Regions from separate parts of the Homo sapiens genome. Here region 2 is linked to region 1. The links are chromatin loops, found by intact Hi-C in ENCODE. Cell type or tissue: CD4-positive, alpha-beta T cell. All regions are shown on one strand. Each heading gives the region's core, and the rest is flanking DNA. Links, peaks and the distances in the headings are about the cores only.

Region 1 (5,382 bases), core at 199-5,198:
AAGGAAAGCCAACTTCTTTTTTTTTTTTTCAGACAGGGTCTCACTCCATCACCCAGGCTAGAGTGCAGTGGTATGATCTCGGCTCACTGCAACCTCCGCCTCCTGGGTTCAAGCGATTCTCCTGCCTCAGCCTCCTGAGTAGCTGGAATTACAGGGGCCTGCCATTGTGCCTGGCTAATTTTTTTTTTTTTTTTTTTTTGAGACAGAGTTTGGCTTTTGTCGCCCAGGCTGGAGTGCAACGGTGCGATCTCAGCTCACTGCAACCTCCGCCTCCCAGGTTCAAGGGATTCTCCTGCCTCAGTCTCCCAAGTAGCTGGGATTCCAGGCCCATGCCACCACGCTTGGCTAATTTTTGTATTTTTAGTAGAGATGGGGTTTCACCATGTTGGCCAGGCTGGTCTCAAACTCCTGACCTCAGGAGATCCACCCACCTCAGCCTCCCAAAGTTCTGGGATTACAAGCATGAGTCACCGCGCCTGGCCTAAGAATGCTATTTTTTGAAATAGAAAATGTATATTTATATTAGACCAGGAGCTCAGTCCTCAAGTAGGTTCAAAACTCTTTCTTTGTGTTTTTGTTTTCTTGTTTTTTAAGAGACTTTTCTCCGAAAATAAGAAAAAAGAAAAAAAGTTTAAAAAAAAGAAAAAAAGGTAAAAAAAAAAAACAAAAAAGGAAAAAAAGAGTTAAACTTTTCTCCTAGTAAAAATGGCCAAGTAAAATGGCTAAGCTAGTAAAAATAGCTAAGAAGTCCAGAGTTCATTGTTACAAATCATTTACAATGAAGATTCATCTGTTTTTTGGGAGGAGTTTGGGGGGACAGTGTCTCACTCTGTCACCCAGGCTGGAGTGCAGTGGTGCATTTATGGCTCACTGCAGCCTCCAACTCCTTGGCTCAAGCTGTCTTCCTACCTCAGCCTCCCAAGTAGCTCCGTGCGAAGCACTGTGGTAAAAGTGAGGGGAAATACCAAGAGGATTAAGGCACGGTCTCAGTCCTTAAGAAGATTTATACAGGCAGAATAGTGATAGAAAACACTGAAGCCCAGCAAAAGAGATTATTTCCAACACGACAGATATGAGAGGGAAGACTTCATGGACGAAATGCAGCTGAACTGGGCTTTGAATGGCTGGAAGGTCAGCATATGGTTATATCCAGCAAGTTTGAAAAACAAAAGAGCTAAATCCAAGAAAAAGCACAGGCTAGGTATGAGGACTTTGAAGGAAGTTGTTGCCGAGAAAGGAGTGTGAGTGCAAGCGTATGTGGGGGCGCTGGGGGTGGTATGACCATCATACAGTAAGATGCAGCTGTACTAATGAAGATTGACTGGAGTTGGATGGTGATGGTCCCTATAGAACATTATGTTGTGGATGTTTGAATCATTAATTTTTTTGGTAATAAAATATGCATAACATAATATTTATTATTTTAACCATTTTTGAGTGTAAGTTCAGTGGCACTAAGTACATTGACATTGTTGTGGAATCACCGTCACCATCCATCCACAGAACATTTCATGAATGGCTTTTTTTTTTTAGACAGTCTTGTTCTGTCACCCAAGCTGGAGTGCAGTGGCGATCTCAGCTCACAGCAACCTCCATCTCTCGAGTTCAAGCAATTCTCATGCCTCAGCCTCCTGAGTAGCTGGGACCACAGGCCCGCGCCACCACGCCCGGCTAATTTTTTTAATTTTTAATAGAGAAGGGGTTTTGCCATGTTGGCCAGGCTGGTCTCAAACTCCTGACCTCAAGTGATCCACTCTCCTCGGCCTCCCAAAGTGCTGGGATTATGGGCATGAGCCACCGCACCCTGCCTATGAATGGCTTTTTAACAGAAAGATGAAGGGACCACAGGTGACTACATCATTCTAGTAGCAGCATACAGAATTAACTGAATTGTCCCAATTTATTTATGGGAAAGGTGAGAGAGGAGGCAGGGGATGAACTAAGAGGTTATTGTAAGACACTTGGTGCCAGGAGAGTAGTTCCCACAGTGAAAATTAAAGAGCGGACAGCTATGCTAGGTGTGGTGGCGTGCGCCTGTAGTCACGGCTTGGAGGTTGCAGTGAGCTCAGATCGCACCACTGCACTCCAGCCTGGGGGACAGAGTGAGACCCTGTCTCAAATAAACAAACAAAACAAAACAAAAAACCCATCATTACCACCACAAAATAAAAACAATATTGTGAATTAGCTATCAGTATCCCCACTTTCAAGATGAGAAGCTGAGGATGAGGCCTGTGGTGTATGGAGCATGCTTAAAGTTGCACAGTAAGTGATGGAGTCAAAACTCAAATACCGGCCGGTCACGGTGGCTCACGCCTGTAATCCTAACACTTTGGGAGGCCAAGGCAGGCAGATCACCTGAGGCCAGGAGTTTGAGACCAGCCTGGTCAACATGGTGAAACCCTGTCTCTACTGAAAATACAAAATAAATTAGCCGGGCATCGTGGTGCACACCTGTAAACCCAGCTACTTGGGAGGCTGAGGCAGGAGAATCACTTGAACCCGGGAGGCAGAGGTTGCAGTGAGCTGAGATCGCACCACTGCTGAGATCCAGGCTGGCTGACAGAGCAAGACACCGTCTCAAAAACAAACAAATAAACAAAAACAAAAAACACAAAAAAACCTCAAATCCTAGTTGGTCTAACTCCCAAGTTGATGCTTTGAAGTACTGTACTAATGGTTTTTAGTTTGTCCCTGGAAAAGTTTGGTTTTCCTGTTTAAATGTATTCTCTCTTGTTTTCTCTTTTTCTACTTTCAAAGTTTTACATATCAGATAAAATTCTCTGTGGCTTAGTAAAGTGCTAGGTACTAATGAGAATAATCCAAAGGCTATAAGTTTCCATTTGTTGATAATACTCCACTTGAAAACTTGTTAGTTACAGAGGCACTGATAGATGTTTATGTCTAACTTCTATAATATCATAATATCTCTAGGAAATATAATATCATATTTCTAAAGAAAAAGTTTTCCCTTAGTAAAAAAGAGCAAAACAAAACAAACAAAAACCCCAAAACAATTTATCAGAAAGGCTTTGCTTTTTCTTAAGCGACGCAACACCGACCTCTTCTGGTCAGGAAGCGGAAGTATTAGGCAAATAATGAACTTGGAAAAATCAGGGTGGAAAAGTCAAGTTAAGGAGAAAATAGACTAGGAAACAGGTTTCACAGAAGACTTGACATTTATCTTGGATTTGAAACTCTAACAGACAGAACAGAGGGAGAGTGCATTCCACACGAGGAGCAGTGTATACAAAGCAAAAATTGTTCCGTCTTTTCTGATAAAATACATCTGCTGTAGATAATTTTTATTTTCTTTCTTCCTTTTTTTTTTTTTTTTTTTTTGTTTTGAGACAAGGACTTACTCTGTCACCCAGGCTGGAGTGCAGTGGTGCAGTACGGCTCACTGTAGCCTCGACCTCTCAGGCTCAAGTGGTCCTCCCACCACAGCCTCTGGAGTAGCTGGGACAACAGGAGTGCACCACCACGCCCAACTAATTTTTGTATTTTTGGTAGAGACGGAGTTTTGTTATGTTACCCAGGTTAATCTCGAACTCCTGGGCTCAAGCAATCCCCTTGCTTCAGCCTCCCAAAGTGTTGGAATTACAGGTGTGAGCTATCGCCCAGCCCAGCCATGCTGTTGATAATTTTTAAAGGTATAAGGATATAAATAAGAATCATCCATAACTCCTCCATGCAGAAATAATACTGGAAACAATTGGATGCACTGACTTTGTTTTCTGGTCATATGCGTTATTTTTGTCCACAAAACTAGGTAAATCTCAACTTATTTAGTATTCTATCACACACATCTTCCCACATTCTAAAAAGAAGAAAAAGATGTTTTCTGAAAGGCAGGCTTCTATCAGTAAATCACGTTAAAGTCAGAGAAGACGTCTTACTGAGTATTTTTATATTGATCCCCATTTGCCAGGGCCTCACTGAATGCCCTGAGATTCACACAGCTTGGTGAGTGGGGTGCTGGCTAGATTCCAGCCACTGCTCACCTCCTCTCCCATACTCCCCTATATGGGATTCACCTACAGACCTGCTCTTGGTGATGCTCAGCCTGACAAGAAGCTAATGAGTAACTGTGAAATGTAATCACCAGTATTCTCAGCATATGAAAATTATACTCACTGGCATTTTTTGCAATCACTGGGACTAACCCACCCAGCATAATATTCTGCTCTCTTGTGCGGAAGTTTACAATCTCAAACTAACAAATTGTGGAAGAAGAGGGCTCTGAAAGGAGTAGGCCAAAGGTATAAATTAATTAGAGTTTACATTTAAGAGAGTGAAATTAAATGAGGAATGATAGAATTGCTCATTGGGAAATAACTTGGAGGGGTCACAGAAACTTAGGGAAAATTAAGCAGAAAAGCAGAAAAATGGATATTTTAGGATAATGAGATAGTCTTCGAGTCAGATCTCACAGAATGGTGAATGGATTAGCATGGTCAACCTAAGTAACAGAGAGAGGGTCTCTAAGAGAAAATGATATTTGGGAATAAAGCTTTGCAATCATTAACTATATGTGTATTCAGGGAGGTAAAAGAAGACAAAGGATTTTTAAAGGAAATAAGGAGGATTATATAATTGTTTTATAATAATTATCTTTGGCTACGAAGATCAATAACAAAGGTGATACCAGTCCAAAGGTGGACAGGCAGTTGCAGGGCAGATGTCCTTACAGAAGTATTTTTTGTTTAAGGTTTTGGTAGCTTTTGTGTGAGGCTGTGGTTTTTGCAGAGCCTTTTGTGATGTTTTTGTTTTCAGGCATACAAGTGTGAGAACTCTCTCTTCGTAGCCTTTCTGGTTCTATTTGTTAGGGTTTTGTGTGTGTTTTTTTTTTAACAGTAGTGATTTTATTTTCATTCTGACAACTTTCACATTTTCCTCTGTTGATCAAGGTCTTTCTCTGAAAGTATCACTGATTAATCACCCTGTACTTAGGTATTTTGCTTTGTTTGTTTTGTTTTTTGAGACAGAGTCTTGCTCTGTCACCCTGGCTGGAGTGCAGTGGCAAGATTTCAGCTCACTGCAACCTCTGCCTTCCCAGTTCAAGCAATTCTCCTGCCTCAGCCTCCAGAGTAGCTGGGATTACAGGCATGTGCCACTACACTTAACTAATTTTCATGTTTTTTATAGAGATGGGATTTTGCCATATTGGCAAGGCTGGTCTCAAACTCCCAGCCTCAAGTGATCTGCCGCCTCGGCCTCCCAAGGTGCTGGGATGACAGGCATGAACCACCGCGCCCAGCCTGTACTTAGGTTTTGATGTCCCTCGGTGCAGGGATGAATTTGTCCCAGTTGCTGGTTTCTTCTCGTGTTAAGGGTAGTGACTAGTGACTAGTGACTAGAAGTCAGTGTCAAAAGACTTTC
Region 2 (5,382 bases), core at 45-5,044, 150 kb before region 1:
CATTCTCTTTCAATGTCACATGATTACTAATAACTATGGGTCAAAGACGTCCATATTAAAGACCAATGTACCAGAATCCTGCTTGTCCTTGAGTGAGACTGCATGTCCCCCTTGTTCTATAAAGAGGCACACTAACACAGGATATTTTTGAAGAAATGAAAATTCATTTTTTAAATATAATGCATATTATAAGCCAAAACATACAGGAACTGTAAGTCAGGATATCATGCTGAGCGCAGTGGCTTACGTCTGTAATCACATCACTTTGAGAGGCTGATGTGGGAGGATCACTTGAGACCAGGAATTCAAGACCAACCTAGGCAACATAGCAAGACCCCAAATCTACAAAAAAAAAAAAAAAAAAAAGAGCCTGGCACAGTGGCACACATTTGTAGTCCCAGCTACTTGGGAGGCTTAGGCGGGGACATCGCTTGAGCCCAGGAGGTTGAGGCTGCAGTGAGCCATGACTGCACAACTGTACTGCAGCTGGGCAGTAGACCAAGACCCAGTCTCAAAAAAAAAAAGAAAATCAAATTACACTAAATGAGAAGAAAAGGTTATTTTAAAAAGTAATGTTATAACCCAATGCATGATACTGAAACTCCCCTGATATTAGTAAGAACTAATTGACCCCAAGCTTGCAAGTACCTCCCATTTTGTTACATAGAGGTAACAATAAATAACGGCCTCCCTAATATTTTGCATAAAAATTATTTCAGTTTATAAAACCAACTACCAAAAAACTGAGGTTCAGGGCCGGGCACGGTGGCTCATGCCTGTAATCCCAGCACTTTGGAAGGCCAAGGCTGGCGGATCACTTGAGGTCAGGAGTTCGAGACCAGCCTTGCCAACATGGTAAAACCTCGTCTTTACCAAAAAATACAAAAACTTAAGCTGGGCATGGTGGCGCAATGCCTGTAGTCCCACCTACTCGAGAGGCTCAGGCAGGAGAATCACTTGAACTCAGGAGGTGGAGGTTGCAGTGAGCCGAGACCGCACCACTGCACTCCAGCCTGGGTGACAGAGAGAGACCTTGTATCAAAAAAACAAACAAACAGGCCGGGCGTGGTGGCTCATGCCTGTAATCCCAGCACTCTGGGAGGCTGAGGTGGGCGGATCACCTGATGTTGGGAGTTCAAGACCTGCCTGACCAACATGGAGAAACCCCGTCTCTACTAAAAATACAAAAAAATTATCCAGGCATGGAGGCGCATGCCTGTAATCCCAGCTACTCAGGGGGCTGAGGAAGGAGAATCACTTGAACCCAGGAGGCAGAGGTTGCAGTGAGCCGAGATTGTGCCATTGCACTCCAGCCTGGGCAACAAGAGTGAAACTCCGTCTCAAAAACAACAAAAACAAAAAACAAGCTGAGGTTCAAACTGAAGTTTCTTTTTCTCTAAATATCACTTTTTTTTTTTTTTGAGATGGCATCTCACCATCACCTAGGCTGGAGCGCAGTGGGGCGATCTCGGCTCATTGCAACCTCTGCCTCCTGGTTTCAAGTGGTTCTCATGCCTCAGCCTCCCAAGTAGCTGGGATTACAGGCATGCGGTACTAGGCCGAGATAATTTTTTGTATTTGTAGTAGAGATAGGGTTTGCCTATTTTGGCCAGGCTGGTCTCGAACACCTGGCCTCAAGTGATCTGCCAGCCTCAGCTTCCCAAGATGCTGGGATTACAGGCATGAGCTGCTGCACCCGGCCTCTAAATAACCACTTTTTTTTAAATGGAGTTCTACATTATAAAATTATAGTTCATTTGGATATATTTTGCCCAATAATTATATTTTAAAGGTCAGTATTTCTCTCATCCAAATAATTATTAACAGTAGTTACACAGAGAAGCCTTAATAATACCAAAATTATTGCCGGGCATGGTGGGCCATGCCTGTAATCCCAGCATTTTGGGAGGCCGAGGCAAGTGGATCACCTGAGGTCAGGAGTTTGAGGCAAGCCTGGCCAAAATGAAGCCCTGTCTCTATAAAAAATACAAAAATTAGCAGGGCATGGTGGGGTGTGCCTGTAATCCCAGCTACCTGGGAGGCTGAGGCAGGAGAATTGCCTGAACCCGGGAGGTAGAGGTTGCAGTGAGCCGAGATCATACCACTGCACTCCAGCCTGGGTGACAGAGTGAGACTCCGTCTCAAAAAATAATAATAACATCAAAATTATTAATACCTGTTCTTAAAACTGCTATTGTATTTTTCTTGGAGAAACAGGATCTTAAAAATAAACTAAAAAAGTAAAAGAGTACTTTTACTTACTGATGTTTGAGGACTGGCTAAAGGAGGAATCTTTAATTAATAAAAATTTCAAAATAATATTGTAATATTAAAATAAAGTGAAGAAATAAACTGGCCAAATGTTGATCACATATGAAAAGATTTAATAGTATTCACTTTTTACTCATCATAAAAGCTCAGCAGTCATGCCACATGCTTAAATCTCATGCTTTAAAACACCACACGATGGCAGGCTTTAACTGAAGACTAGTCCAGAAGAGGAAAAAATTAACTGTTAAAAAAAATCCCATACTGTAATAATTTACAACCAAAATGCCTAGTTCACACAAGTGCTGGGTCTCCACAGGAATGAACTGACACTTGTGAAGGAGTCTCTATTTTGCCCCACTATAAAACTACCAGAAGGGCTAGGATACATGTCATAAGACATATGACTGAAAATAAAACCATATTTTAAATGCAGTATTACACAATACTTACAAAAGCTACTGACTCAAAATTAATTACTTAACAATTACAAACAGTAATTTTTAAAGCTCAGGTCATAATGTGGTACTTCTCAATGTGATCCTGCCTCATGGCAGGAGAATGACCTGTGCCTTCCAGGGACCAAAATGGTCCAGCAAGAATGATACTGCATAAAACAGCATGTCAACTTTACAAGTTATTGTATGGAACAACCTGTAAAATCGGCATATTTTATGCAGTATTGTTCTTGTTTATTTGACTTCACAGATTTAATAAGTAATACATGCAAATAGCTCAAAACTCAAGATGTCATACTACCAAGTGAAAGATACTGTGTTCAACATCTTGTGGAGTGTAGAAAACACAAGAAGCCAAAAATTAACCCAAGGCAGTACATCCAGATGACTAGAATATGGTGATTTCTTCCATAAAAATAAAAACCAAAGAAGATAAGGAGGACAGGGGATGAAGAGAGTATTTACTTGTGGTACCCTGAGGGCCACCCAATGATACCAGTGGAAATTTTATAGGAGCTTTAATTTCAATCATGACTAATGCTTCTACTGTTCATTTTATGTCAAGTTCTTAGTCACATAAAACACTGTTCTATGAAAATATAAATTGTTCTGTTATAAATTACTTCTTGGCCAAGTGCGGTGGCTCACGTCTATAATCCCAGCACTTTGGAAGGGAGACTAGCCTGGGCAACACGGTGAGACCCCATCTCTACTAAAAATAAAAAAAATTAGCCAGGCGTGGTGGCACATGCCTGTAGTCCCAGCTACTAGAGGGGCTGAGGCGGGAGAATCACTTGATCCCAGGAGGTCGAGGCTGCAGTGAGCCCTGATCGTGCCACTGCACTCCAGCCTTGGTGAGAGAGTGAGACCCTACCACCAAAAAAAAAAAAAAAAAATTATATATATATATATATATATATATATATAGTCTGGCTGCAATGGCTCACACTTGTAATCCCAGCACTTTGGGAGGCCGAGGCAAGCGGATCACCTGAGGTTGGGAGGTCAAGACCAGCCTGACCAACATGGAGAAACCCAGTCTCTACTAAAAATACAAAATTAGCCAGGCGTGATGGCACATGCTTGTAATCCCAGCTACTCAGGAGGCTGAGGCGGGAGAATCGCTTGAACCCGGGAGGCAGAGGTTGCGGTGAGCCAAGATTGTGCCATTGCACTCCAGCCTGGGCAACAAGAGTGAAACTCCGTCTCAAAAAAAAAAAAAAAAAAAAAAAAAGAAGATACAGTGTAGGGTCCAGTGTCCCATCAAGCCCCATCCCAACAGTCCTAGTTTTCTGCAAAACAGTTTGAAAACTTCTGACCACCAAGAAATATGCAAGCTCCTTGGCATGGCAGTCCCCCTAGAAAGCCCTTCAGGTCTAAGTCCTAAAGACCTTCTGAGCCTCGGACTTCACTCTCCCCCACTCCATGCCATCTATTCCCATTCCTAACTCCATCTAATTCCTAACCAACTGCCATTGGAAACTAAGACCAAGGATGGAACAAATGTCATCCTTCCTCTGTAATGCTTCCCTGCTTTACCTCTCCTAGCAGAAAAAAATCATGTACCTTTCTGGGCTCCACAGCACTTGGTGCATCATTCTCATATGGTGCATGGTATATACATCTTTTTAAAATTTAAGATTCCATGTCTGTCTCCTACACTGGAATGTGGGTAAAATGAGATTACCTTCAGATCCTCAGTGCCTGGCAATGTCTGGTATAGGGTGGGGATACTCAATAAAATTTCTGTTAAAAAATGAAAGAAGCAAGCCACAGGAAAGCAGTGCTTACAATTTTACTTTAATATAACAACTCATGAAAAGATAAGTACTCAGCCTCTGTTACAGAGGACCCAGGTTATTCTGAGACCCAAATAGTCAATCTAGATCTGCCCTGCAGTGCCTGTACAAGCCACCACAGCCTTCACAAGCAGGTGGGCAGCAGGCATTGTACCAGGCACTGAAGAGAACTCAAGAGTCAGCTACCGCCCTTGGTGCAAAGTAATTTATAGTCTCTTCTCATAAGAGGTTATGAACACACTTTTGCTTTTTCTAACCCACACAAATGTACAGTGGCATTTATATGCACTCTTATGCACAGGTACACAGGAGAGTTTCGAGACGGTGCGGAAAGGCTCAGTCCAGGTCCCTAGTTTTGAGACATATTTACCTAATCCAGCAGACATTACTGAGTATCTACTATGTACTACCAGGAAGAGAAAGATAAATAAATAAGACAGGGTCCCAACTAAGTGCGTTTTTAGTATTCCCTTCCTTCTTCTGGACCCTCAGTACCTTTACTGCTCAGGGTCAGGCACTAGGCCATGTCACCACACTTAGGTGTGTAGCTGTCTAGGTAGCATAAAGACTTATCTTGCAGATGCTGAAGTAAAATGATGAAAAGGGACTTGTGGGGCTACCTGCACTGGGAGCTCAGGGCAGACAGTTCTTACAGCTGTCCTTACCTTGTGAGCCCTTTAACTCCACAAACAAATTGTTCTGTGTTCATATATTTTTCCTCTTCCTCCTTAGGCCACAATATTAACAGTGAAAAAGTCAATGCATCGCGGCCGGGCGCGGTGGCTCACGCCTGTAATCCCAGCAGTTTGGGAGGCAGGCGGATCACGAGGTCAGGAGATCGAGACCATCCTGGCTAA

What was found. Hi-C counts contacts between places; a loop is a spot of excess contacts. Peaks named below come from ENCODE experiments on the same cell type or tissue, not always from the same donor. Only the 100,000 strongest peaks of a DNase experiment are listed, where the experiment ranks them.
Region 2: a loop joins it to region 1, with 9 times the contacts of the local background. A loop is called at or near these places in 23 of 110 quality-filtered maps.

What each region holds. Positions count from the first base shown.
Region 1 is chr5:126,654,279-126,659,660 of GRCh38, reverse strand. No RefSeq gene overlaps it. Among named protein-coding and RNA genes, the nearest start is that of SPMIP10, 25 kb to the right of the region's middle. In CD4-positive, alpha-beta T cell, for the core only: CTCF peaks have their summits at 2,862 and 3,077 (motif pointing left); a DNase peak (open chromatin) is centred at 3,080.
Region 2 is chr5:126,799,223-126,804,604 of GRCh38, reverse strand. All of the region lies in intron 1 of LMNB1 (lamin B1), which reads right to left. Among named protein-coding and RNA genes, the nearest start is that of LMNB1, 25 kb to the right of the region's middle. In CD4-positive, alpha-beta T cell, for the core only: no CTCF peak of the experiment used is centred there; a DNase peak (open chromatin) is centred at 2,474.